Linked DNA regions of Homo sapiens: regions 1, 2 and 3 are each linked to region 4. The links are chromatin contacts, found by Hi-C in ENCODE. All regions are on one chromosome and are shown on one strand. Each heading gives the region's core, a stretch centred on a gene start or an enhancer-like site at or near the end of the contact. The rest is flanking DNA. Distances are from core to core; before and after follow the strand shown.

What was found. Hi-C counts contacts between places; a loop is a spot of excess contacts on that map. Pooled maps may share reads with other maps.
Region 1: a map of CD8-positive, alpha-beta T cell shows a loop between it and region 4 (7-fold over the local background). The contact joins the promoter of ZNF33A here to the promoter of ZNF32 in region 4. A Hi-C loop is called at or near these places in 2 of 168 maps with a recorded cell type or tissue (CD8-positive, alpha-beta T cell and naive thymus-derived CD4-positive, alpha-beta T cell) and 8 of 50 pooled maps.
Region 2: a map of CD8-positive, alpha-beta T cell shows a loop between it and region 4 (6-fold over the local background). The contact joins the promoter of ZNF37A here to the promoter of ZNF32 in region 4. A Hi-C loop is called at or near these places in 3 of 168 maps with a recorded cell type or tissue (CD4-positive, alpha-beta T cell, CD8-positive, alpha-beta T cell and naive thymus-derived CD4-positive, alpha-beta T cell), 1 of 37 single-sample maps with no recorded cell type and 10 of 50 pooled maps.
Region 3: a loop to region 4 is called in a map of CD4-positive, alpha-beta T cell, with 17 times the contacts of the local background. The contact joins the promoter of ERCC6 here to the promoter of ZNF32 in region 4. A Hi-C loop is called at or near these places in 2 of 168 maps with a recorded cell type or tissue (CD4-positive, alpha-beta T cell and naive thymus-derived CD4-positive, alpha-beta T cell) and 4 of 50 pooled maps.

What each region holds. Positions count from the first base shown.
Region 1 is chr10:38,009,040-38,011,936 of GRCh38, forward strand. It overlaps ZNF33A (zinc finger protein 33A), which reads left to right and starts at 1,636. Exons shown (of 5, transcript NM_006954.2): 1 at 1,636-1,744. RefSeq lists an enhancer at 2,159-2,338.
Region 2 is chr10:38,092,985-38,095,684 of GRCh38, forward strand. ZNF37A (zinc finger protein 37A) reads left to right here and starts at 1,353. Exons shown (of 8, transcript NM_001324250.3): 1 at 1,353-1,506; 2 at 1,947-2,240; 3 at 2,554-2,645. RefSeq lists an enhancer at 1,307-1,496.
Region 3 is chr10:49,537,685-49,540,384 of GRCh38, forward strand. It overlaps ERCC6 (ERCC excision repair 6, chromatin remodeling factor), which reads right to left and starts at 1,437. Exons shown (of 21, transcript NM_000124.4): 1 at 1,278-1,437. RefSeq lists silencers at 1-134, 1,080-1,369 and enhancers at 1,790-1,849, 1,880-2,119.
Region 4 is chr10:43,647,536-43,650,424 of GRCh38, forward strand. ZNF32 (zinc finger protein 32) reads right to left here and starts at 1,346. Exons shown (of 3, transcript NM_006973.3): 1 at 1,267-1,346. All of the region lies in intron 1 of ZNF32-AS3 (ZNF32 antisense RNA 3), which reads left to right. ZNF32-AS2 (ZNF32 antisense RNA 2) reads left to right here. Exons shown (of 3, transcript NR_047558.1): 3 at 34-484. RefSeq lists a silencer at 852-1,371.

The sequences.
Region 1 (2,897 bases), core at 386-2,885, 5.6 Mb before region 4:
AACGATTCTCCTGCCTCAGCCTCCTGAGTAGCTGAGACTACAGGTGTGCACCACAACGCCCCACCTAATTTTTGTATTTTTAGTACAGAAGGGGTTTCACCATGTTGGGCAGGATAGTCTCGATCTCTTGACCTCATGATCTACCCGCCTCAGCCTCCCAAAATGCTGGGATTACAGGCGTGAGCCACCACGCCTGGCCATATTTGCATTACTTTCAATTCTCATAATGGACTTAAAAAGTTTTGCTGGAATGGAGTTGCTTATTTTTCTCTATTATAAAATGTGACTGATATTAAATTTATAGTTTCTGTCTTTGGCATCACATCCCTTGTTGTTTTTTTTGAGACAAGGTCTCACTTTGTCACCCATGCTGGAGTGCAGTGGTGCCATGATGGCTTACTGCAGCCCGGGGCTCAAGTGATCCTCCAACCTCAGCCTCCTGAGTAGCTGGGATCACAGGTGCCTGCCTACATGCCAGGCTAATTGTTATTTTTAGTTTTTTGTAGAGATGGGGGTCCCACTATAGTGCCCAGGCTGGTCTTGAACTCCAAGGATCAAGTGGTCCTCCTGCCTCCGCCTCCCAAAGTGCTGGGGTTACAGGTGTGGGCCACTGTGCCTGGTCCACTTGTCAATTTTCAAAAATTTTTACTCTTTTAGTGGTTTAAATGTTTAAGTATTGTATACATGTGAGATTTTATCATGTGTGATCTATGTATATCTCTACATTCCAAATTGCTCGGAATGACATGCTCTTTGGAATACTCCATTCTTTCCCTCACTGTTTTGAAATGCTGTATCTACTACACATTAAAGAATACTCTTAAGCTGTCTTATTTCCATGGAGCAGGTGCCAAACTACTTTGAATAGAGCAATATTATATAGATAGATGTAGATAGATACAGATATTCCTTAGGCATTTTTTTCCTGCTTTTTAAAATGTATACTGGCTGTTCATTTGGGTTTTTACTTATTCTAGATAAAGTTGAGAATGCTTTTGTGAAGTACAGAATACACTAAAGATCAAAGAGAAAAAATACATAACAAAAATTTGTTGATATTCTTTTAGGAATTTTGTCTTCCTAAGAAAGGTACAGATAGACTAAAAGTATTTCCATTTAGTCAAGCAATTTTAATGTCACAGAGGAAATCATACGTGACATTTATTTTCTTCTTTCAGATTATGTCTAGTTCCTTACTGAGCTACAATTTCCGTTTATTGCTTTAACCATTTTGATGAAGTAGCTTTCCGGCCGCACCTTCCCCTTTTTTCCCCCGCTCCCAAAGAACCGCTGATAGCATGAAAGTCTTTTAAACTGTATGGACGAGATCTATTTCCTAACATTTAAACGGAAAATGACACGCAGCGGTCCTTTCCTTGAGCGTCTGCGTCTAAACTGCCCACAGACCTCCCCCGCAGTATATCCCTTTGGAGTGCCCCGGGGAAAGCCAGGGCTGCAGGCAGTTCCAGCACCAACTCAGACCGCATCTGCCCACTGCCTAGCGGGGCACTTCTCTACCAATCCGAAGGGCTGCTCGCCCGGCCTCACGGGAAAGGTAGTTTCCAGGTAGGGCGCCAACAGCATCAAGCTGTGCGCGTGGGCTCTGCGCATGCCTCGTCCGCCGGCTACGTCTGCGTTTCCGCCTTTCCTTTTGTTTTTCTCAGGTTTTGCGTGGGAGGCGGTCCCGGGATTTCAAGGGTCTACGCGCTTTTCTATGGCGAATGCAACCCGACGAGGGAGTGGGGTAAGCCCCAGTGGGTTGGGCAGGGAGAGAGAGGGAGCCCCGCGCGACTCCTGGGGCGGGCGGCAGGGGGCCGGTACCAAGTGGTGGGGAGGAGGCCCGGGGACCTCATAGGGGAAGGCGGGGACGGCGGGGCTGCAGCGTGTGGGCCACGACGCTAGGCCGGTTCCTCAAAGGCGCGGCCTCTGTACGGAGCAGGGTACGCAGCGTGTGTCGCCCCATTTGTGGGGGCCGCGGAGGAGGGCATGTGCGCTTGCGCAGTCCGCGCGCTGAGCCTTGCGGGAGGGGCAGTTCTCTTGTCTAGCCTGTGCGCGTGTGCTAGGGCGCCGCGGTACGTGGGCGGGGAAAGGCGGGTGCAGTCGCCCGCCAGACCGGCAGACTCGGTTGCACGTATTGCATTCATCCTCTTTAGGTTCCGAACTGACCTCCAGTCAGGTCCATCACTGCATCTTGGTATTTGCTGTTCCTCTGTCCTGACTTGATCTTGCACTCAGGAAAGATCTTCAAGAATTACCTAATTTTGGCCTGGCGCGGTGGCTCTCGCCTGTAATCCCAGCACTTTGGGAGGCCGAGGCGGGTGGATCACCTGAGGTCAGAAATTCGAGACCAGCCTGACCAACATGGTGAAACCCCGTCTCTACTAAAAATACGAAAAGTAGCCGGGCGTGGTGGCGCATGCCTGTAATCCCAGCTACTGAGGCGGAAAATTGCTTGAACCCGGGAGGCGGAGGTTACAGGTAGCCAAGATCGCACTATTGCACTCCAGACTGGGCAACAAGAGCGAAACTCCGTCTCAAAAAAAAACAAAAACAAAGAATTACCTAATTTTGCCTCATTTGTTAGAAGAAAAAGATTTTTTTTGTTTTTTTGTTTGTTAAGGTCACTGACTTGTTCAGGATCACAGTTAGTAGGGAAGACTAAGTCACATCTCCTGACCCCTAAGCCAGTACTGTCTACTTTTCCACACACATCAAAGCAAGTTTAAAATATCCCTTTGAGAAATAGCAACAAAGTTAGATGAAGAAATTAAAACTGATTTTTTCTTTGAAGCACTGCCGCTTATGGCTTTCTGTGGAGTCACTCACCAGAGGTTAAGTAACATTACTGGGAAAATAGATAGCTTAGTCCTATTTTTTACAATGGTTTTAGTGTTAAT
Region 2 (2,700 bases), core at 103-2,602, 5.6 Mb before region 4:
CTCAACCCTTGAATAATTTGATTCTTTTACATGGATGGTACTAAATGCTTTTCCAGCATGGGAACAAGTGGGATTATCATCAGTGGTGGTAAAGAAGGGAATAGAAATGGAGAAAAATGCTTCTTTTTTGGTCAGTGGACATTTATTTTTTATTTTTATTTTAACTTAAACTTCAATAGCTTTTGGAGTACAAGTGGTTTTTGGTTATGGATGAATTATAAAGTGGTGGATTCTGAGATTTTAGTGCACCTGTCACCTGAGTAGTGTACACTGTACCTAATGTATAGTTTTTTTTTTTTCATTTTTGAGATGGAGTTTTGCTCTTGTTGCCCAAGCTGAAGTGCAATGGCGCGATTTCAGCTCACTACAACCTCCACCTCTCGAGTTCAAGGGATTCCCCTGCCTCAGCCTCCCAAATAGCTGGGACTGCAGGTGTGTGCCACCACGCCCAGCTAATTTTGTAGTTTTAGTGGAGACGGGGTTTCACCGTGTTACCTAGGCTGGTCTTGAACTCCTGACTTCGTGATCCACCCGCCTCCGCCTCCCAAAGTGCTGAGACTACAGGCGTGAGCCACCGCGCCTGGCCATGTGTAGTTTTTTTAACCTCCGGCCTCCTTCCTACCAGCCCCTTCTGAGTCTCTAAAGTCCATTATATCACTCTGTATGCCTCTGCGTACTCATAGCTTAGCTCCCACTTATAAGTGAGAACCTACGGTTTTTGGTTTTCCACTCCTGTATTACCTCTGCCTGTGAACTTTAAAAAGTTATCGTGATCAAGAGATCCTGCATACTCCTGAAGAATGGAAAATGCATGTTTGCCATGCAAGATGGTATTACGTGGTTTAACAAATAAAATTTGAAGAGCAATTCCGAGTTATCTTTACGACAGCTTACAGGCTGGTAATGCTCATGTCCAGCGTGTTTTCTCACGGTTAGCGTCCAATGGACCAGAAAGGAGCAAGTGAAGCTCTCCACACTGGCGCAAGTGTAGGTGGTGCTGCGGCAGCGTCGCGGGGCCACAGGAACCGACCTCGTCTGGAGAAATTCCACTCGTGAATTCTGCCAAATGAGGAAGTGTTGAGGACGGCCAAATCATCAGGGGGATGTAATTCATGAGAAAGCTGTGTAATTTAAATACTCATAATTTATTTCAGCTAACGAATAAAACTGCAGTACTGCACTTGCCGCATCTGGGAACTAACTGCCCAATGCGGCTGAAACCTCATGCCCTTTCAAAAGGAGTGGCGCGAGGGCTTGTGGGAAATGTAGTCTGCACTTTCTAAGGGAGCGGCGCGAGGGCTTGTGGGAAATGAAGCGTGCACTTTCTAAGGGAGCGGCGCGAGGACTTGTGGGAGATGTAGTGTGCACTTTTCGGCCCCCGTCGCGGGAGCCGCTTCGGGCCTTCTGGGCATGTCTGCCATATGGCTCCAGGTTTGTTTTTCTCCCCGGCACTCTGACGGGGAGGGCTCCCGGCATCTCCTGGCGTCCGGGTAGAGGACGCGGAGGGTGAGTAAGGGAGGGCAGGGGCGAGGGTGGACTGGGGGTTCCGCGCGGCCTGGGGGTGGGAGAGAGGGAACGCCTTTGCCGCCTGGCCTGGGTCCGAATCCTGCCTCGGTTCTTGTGCTCCCAAAGGGAATGCGCAAGTCCCGCGCCTGTGACAAGTGAGGTTGGATTTTCTCTTCCCTGAGGTGAAGGATGCCCGGAGGCCTCCGCAGGACGGCGCAGAAACGGGCCTTCTGCCCAATAGATGCGCGCTTCTCTCATTCTTTCCCCTCAGAATCTCGCTGTCCTCACAACCACCTGTGGTCGGCGTCGCCGCGGTGTCACTGCGATGCCGAGGCGAATGGGGTGGGGGGAAGCGCCCGCGGGGCGGGGAGGGACCCTGCAGGCGCGGACTCCACACCCAGCCTCTGGCCAGCGTCACTCGGCTTGCTGTGTCCTCGCAGGTCGCAGCTTCATTGCCTGATGTCTTCGGGAAGTATTTTGAAGTCATCGTGGCTGTGGATTGGGGAATTTCTTGTTTCCACTGACCTGTGAGGCCGCGCACGCGGAGGGAGGCACCCCAGGCCCTCCGGCACTGTCCAGCCTCGCCTGTGTCCCCATTAGCACCAGTGGGCATTTTCAGAGGGTCCAGCTCATGGCTCAAGTGACAGGAAGATGTAGGAGCTTTCTGTCTTGAATGAGGATTCGAACCAAAGGGCTTAGGCCCAGCTGTCTTGGAGCAAAGCAGCTGTTGTGGGGTAAGAAGGGAAGGGTGGGGGGCGAGGGCCCAGGGGCCCTCCTAGGAGGACACCCAACCCGTTGGGCTGACACCTCACTAGAGATCTAGAGCACGGGTGGGAGGAGCAGAGGCTCGATTTGTGTCCTTTCCAGACCCCCACAGGCTGGGAGCTTTGTGCCCATTCAGATGTGGGGGCAGAAGAGGGCAAGGCCGAAGGAGCAGACAGCACCGCTTCTTGGGGAGTTGTGAAGGCATCATGCGGAGGGAAGAGCTTAGCAGCCAAGTGGAGGACAGCACCCTCCATGCCTGGATTCGTTACTCGCTCGTTCTAGATGCTGAGCTGCTGGCGCACTGCAGCACAACTAGAGATGTACGGATGCCCCCATCTTGATCTTACAGAATCAGAGGTACAGCCGCGAGAAAGGTCTGTAAGTTATCTATTTACGCTTTATTTAAAAGATGGGATGGGGTGGGGTGGA
Region 3 (2,700 bases), core at 187-2,686, 5.9 Mb after region 4:
AAGTGAACGTCTTGCAAGGAAACAACGTGTGAAATTTTTTTTTTTTTTGAGACGGAATTTCGCTCCGGTTGCCCAGGCTGGAGTGCAACCTCCGCCAGGCTCCGCCAGGCTCACTGCAACCTCCGCCTTCCGGGTTCAAGCGATTCTCCTGCCTTGGCCTCCCGATTAGCTGGGATTACAGGCATATGCCATCATGCCCGGCTAATTTTTCGTATTTAGTAAAGACAGGGTTTCACCACGTTGGTAAGGCTGGTCTCGAACTCCTGACCTCGGGTGATCCACCCACCTCGGCCTCCCAACAACGTGCGTAACTTTTAAGACTAGAAAGAGCTGATGCACTTGTGAAAATGCAAGAAGGCTGGAACACCGAATTTTTGACTTTATTTTTAACTTTGAGTTAAGAAGAGCAGAGAAGGGCTCCGTTCATGGCCTAAGTCTTGCAGAGTATCTTCTAAGGCTTAATCATCTGGGACACTAGTATCTTCACCGTCCTCCCCCATCACTGGGGCTCCCGCAGCCAGGGGCAAGCTGGGTCTCATTTGGAGGGTTGGTCGGACACAGGCACAGTTCTGAGAGGGGACAGGCAAGGGCCAAATCACACAAGGCCTGGGAAAACACGAGCATGGATTCCACTCCCAGTGCAATGGAATGACTCTGAAAACTGTTAAGTAGGCTGATGATGGCATGACCTACTTTATGCCAGAGACCACCTGGACAACTGTGCGGATAATGGATTGGAGGAGACAAAGCAACAAGAAGATGATGGGAAAAGTTGAGGAGAAAAGCGAGGGCTGCCTGTCACAGGATGACAGCAGTTAAGACGCTGCGTGGAAGTCACGTAACAGCAGCATTTACAGGCGGCCTGCCTCATCCGCCCACACTCTTATCAATTTGACTCTATCAACGCCCAAAACGTCGGACGTACATCTAGCCCGACTCTCTTTAAAATAACAGCTCCAGCATTTTAATCGAGATCAAAAAGGACCCAGCTGACCCTGCGCGCAGGGGGCCTTATACAAAGTCGGAGAAGTAGCTGGGTCGCTGGCCGGCCAGGGACTCAAGCCGCCTCAGGTGAGCGCTCCTTGGCGCTACTTCCGGTCTCAGGTGAGGCCGCCGGAAGCGGGCACTTGGCCCTAAGACCCGCTACAGTGCGTCCTCGCTGACAGGCTCAATCACCACGGCGAGGCCAAGGCGCGGGGCCGCGGCCCGCCCGAGAAGCCTGAGCTGGGCCCCGACACCCCCTGCCCGACATTCGGCCGGGACCCCCGAACACTCACCCAGGGCCGCGCGAGCGCCCACAAGGAAACAGAGACGCTACCGCCGCCAGCCGCCTTGGAACCCAGCTCGACGGGCCGTGGCGCCTGCGCCCTCAGCTCAACCATAGACACCGCCCCCAACAGCGACTCCGACTTCTGCTGGTGCGGGGAGGCCCGTGGCGCATGCGCCTGGCTCAGCGTTTGTTTTTAAGCACGGGCAAGACCACGTGGTTTGGAGGGACGGGCTCAGCAGCGCCTTTCTACTTGCGTGCGAGCAGGGCGAGAAAGCTGTCTCCGCTGCCGGTCAGCTGGGTGGCTTGCGAAGGACGCTTCGCCCCTAGCGAAAAATACCCTGCTGGCAAGGCAGTTATGAAAGTTAAGACATATTTCCACGTAGAGGGGGATGCGGGTGTGCCATGCGAATGTAAATCCTCACAATTAACCTTGAACCCTGCAGAGAAAGTCAGCTTGGGCAGGGAAGTTAGCCGCACTTTTTGGTCGCCAGGCTGTGACCTCTCTTGTTGTCTCCCACGACTGAACACGGGAAGGATGGAGAGCTGTCCTGCTTCTCTGTTCCCCCTCCGCCACGCGCGCACCTGGGCGGAGTGAGTGCCTACAGAGCCTGCTTACATGTGTACATTGCCTTAAGTCCAGCGTTTAGTATCCGTCCTCAGATCTCAGAGGTAGGCGGGGTTTCGAGGCAGGCGAGAATTTTACCGTGGTGCGTTTGAAGAAAGAAGATGTCCACACAGAGGTTCAGAACAATGGGAGGAAGTTGAGCTTCGCCTGGGGAAAGAAGCAGCCCACGATGCAGGATGGCTGTACCAGACAGAGCTTCTCAGCTCAGGATCGGTGCTAGGAGAAGGTGGACTTTCCAGGGCCGCGAGGCAGGACGTCCTCTGGGAGGGCAGTGACTGCGGGTCACTGCCTGGGAAGTGCTGTCCTCACTTGGAAGCCTGAAGTCGGACAATAGGGAAATGGGGTCGGAAAGGGGACTAGGAAATGCTCCATAACATCATCTTATTCCTCCTGTCAGCGGCCCCAACCCACAATGTAACTTGTTTTTGTTGGTGGTAGTGGGTTTTTTTGTTTGTTTTGTTTTTGTTTTTGTTTTTGAGACGGAGTTTTGCTCTTGTCGCCCAGGATGGAGTACAATGGCACGATGTGGGCTCACTGCAACCTCCTCCTCCCAGGTTCAAGCGATTCTCCTGCCTCAGCCTGCCGGGTAGCTGGGATTACAGGCGCCTGCCACCATGCCCAGCTAATTTTTGTGTTTTTAGTAGAGACGGGGTTTCGTCATGTTAGCCAAGCTGTCCGCGAACTCCTGACCTCAGGTGATCCACCCGCCTCGGCCTCCTAGAGTTCTGGGATTACAGGTGTGAGCCACCACGCCCGGCTTGTAACTTGCTTTTTTTTTTTTTTAAAGGAGAAAGAATTCTAGCGA
Region 4 (2,889 bases), core at 96-2,595:
TGATGCTACCATTCTTTGTTTTGTCAACCTAAGCACCTGGTTCTTCTTGACAACTGCACATTCTGCTACATGCTGTGATGACCAGGAGAATCATTTAAATTTTTATTTGGAGGACTCACTTCCAACTTGGAACACAAGCTGCAAAGGAATTCCCTACCAGCATGCCAGCACATCATTTGGAAGTTCAAGGTATTCTTGCTCAACAGCTGCACACACATTAAAAGTCCCTGGGGTACATGGCGCCTGCTGCCTGGGGTTGGACTCTGTCGCCGGGGATTCCAGAAATTAGAGTAGAATTCACAGCTCTGCCTCTCCACCTGCTGTGAGGTCTTCAAGTTACAACTCCGCCGCCTATCAGGGACCTCCGTGATTAGTAAGGGAGAAATTGTCATATTTTTCTCCCTAGATCACAGGTCTGAGGAAGCAGTTTCCCCAAGATTTTGTAAAAGTGGCTTTATAATTAAAAACATTGATTTTCCTATTAGAAAGGCTACTATATCCTTTGGAAAAAGCTTAGAAGTAGTCCGTGAGTCTTGGCTTCTTGCCGTGGCTCCCCCAGGATATGATCTTGGGCGAGTAACCCAGCAGCCCTGACTCTGCTTCCCCACTTATTAAACAGGTTACTAACACTGTCCTATCAGGTAGGACAATGAGAAGGAAAGAACCAAACAAGAGGAGTATCAGACGAGACCACCAGACTTAAGATCTAAAATCCGGCGTCCTCTGGAGGGCGGATGAGAAGAGGGGTACACTTGGCGGTCTGGAAAATGTCCTGGGGCCAGTTTCAGGTTTAGGAGCTTGTGGGTAGCGTGGTTTCCCACACGCTGCCTGGCTTCCTACTCTCCCCCGCAGGGGCTGCCTCTCCTCCCACCCCGGAAGGCCGGCACCGGCTTCCCGCACTCGCTGAAGCCCGCACGGAGGCCGGGTGAGCCTGCCGCGGCCTCCCCCTCCCACGCCCCGACGCCATGGGCCCTGCTCCTCTCCGCAGACGCTGCCCTCCCGCCTCAGGCCCCGGGCCCCGGGCACCGGGCCCGCCCTGCGTCCTGAACCTCGGCATCCCGCTCTCCGGTCCACGGGACCCTGCTCTGCGGACCGCCGACCTCTCCGCTCGCGGCTGGCCTCCCTCGGGGCCCGGGCCGGCCAGGCCTGCTCATTTCCTTGGCGGCCGCTGGCATAAGGCGGCCACACGGAGGGCCCGGGACAGCGGTCTGATGGCGCAGCCCCGCCTTGCCCCGGCGCTCTGACCCGGCCAGCGGCCTCACTCACCGCAGCGGCGCGTGCCCGCAGACAAAGGCCGGCGCCGAGCCCGCAGCAGCGCCAGCGCCGGCGCCGGCGGAATGGACTACAACTCCCAGGAGTCTCCCCGCGAGCCCGCCCGCCGGGCCGTGGGTCTCGGCGGCCCCGGCTTCCCAAGAGCTCTGTGGGAAATGTAGTTCTCTGGCGCGCCCTGCGCTCGGGCCCCGCAGGTCCCTAGGGCGCGGGGACCTCAAGCCGTCCCGTTTGGACTGGTAATCCGGAGACTCACAGCGGTGACCTGTCAGCGGACGCGGAGCCGGGACGGAGCCACGGCCGCTCAGATTAGCAGGATCTGATTGACAGCATCGGGGTAGCAGACGCTGAGCCAGGGACTCAGGAATACAGGGTTCTTGCAGGGCGTCGCGGAAGGAAACGAAGTTTTTGGGAGAAATCCGTTTGATAAAGCCTTGGCGGCTTCGAGGTCATGTGTTGAGCCTCTGGCTGCATGAACAAAAGCGAAGCCCGCTTTCATGGAGCTTCTGTGAAGAGCAACAGGAACACAGGCAGTCCAGTCGTCCTGAGATACTGGGAGGAGCATGGTTGCTTTTGAACACGTAGGAGATAAAGCCTCTCTAATAATGCCTGTTTTTTTTTTTCCTTCACTCTGTCTCCCAGGCTTGAGTGCAGTGGCACGGTGTCGCCTCACTGCAACCTCCGCCTTCTGGGCTCAAGTGATTCTCCTGCCCCAGCCTCCCAAGTAGCTGGGACTACAGGTCTGTGCCACCATGCCTGGCTAATTTTTTTGTATTTTTAGTAGAGATGAAGGTTTTACCATGTTGGCCAGGCTGTCTGATATGCCTTAAGCCTCTTTTAAACGCACTTTTCCAGGATCGGGGCCACATCCTGGAGCTGTTCTGCCTGGCCGGGTGTATCTCTGGGTCCCTGCCTCTGGAGCCCCTCTCCGTAGATGTGTCTGTCCATCCTCTTTCGTGAAGGACTAATAAAGAATGCTTCCTCTTGCTATGTTCTTGTTCTCTACCCCAAAGCCACAGATTTGTTAAATCAAACAACTTAATTTCACTCAATATGCAAAGGTGTCTGTAAGTAATAAGTTGATTCCTAAATGTTAGCTTTTACTATTGCACATCATTTCTGAATTTCATTCAACATTTATCCGTTGAATCCATTTTAAGTGCTGACACTGGGGATACGAATGTGAGCAAGACACACTCCGTGCTCCTAGGGAGGAGCTGACAGTCTGGTGGAGCAAACAAACACCACCTTCCTCACATGGGGGTCGGGGTGTTGCACAGCTAAGTCCCAGAGTGTGTGGTGCAAACTGTCCTGAAGCTCCCCATTCCTGAACTGCCCCAGGTGGCTCCTCTCCTCACTCCTCCCAAGTCTGAGAAAGGGGTGGAGGGCGGCACACAGCAAAGGCCAAGGCTCAGAGTCCTAAGGCTGCGGCCTCTGCTTCACACAAGGGTACATAGGTTCTGTTAAGGTCAAGACCGGCTGTGGACACTAGGACAAGTTTCAGATCCTGCCGTGAAGGTACATGACAAAGCATTGGTGGGAAAAGGTGGCTGTGAGGGGGGACCATCGTCACTTTTATAGATCTGCATAAATTCCCTTAAGGCGTCTCAGGAAAGTGGA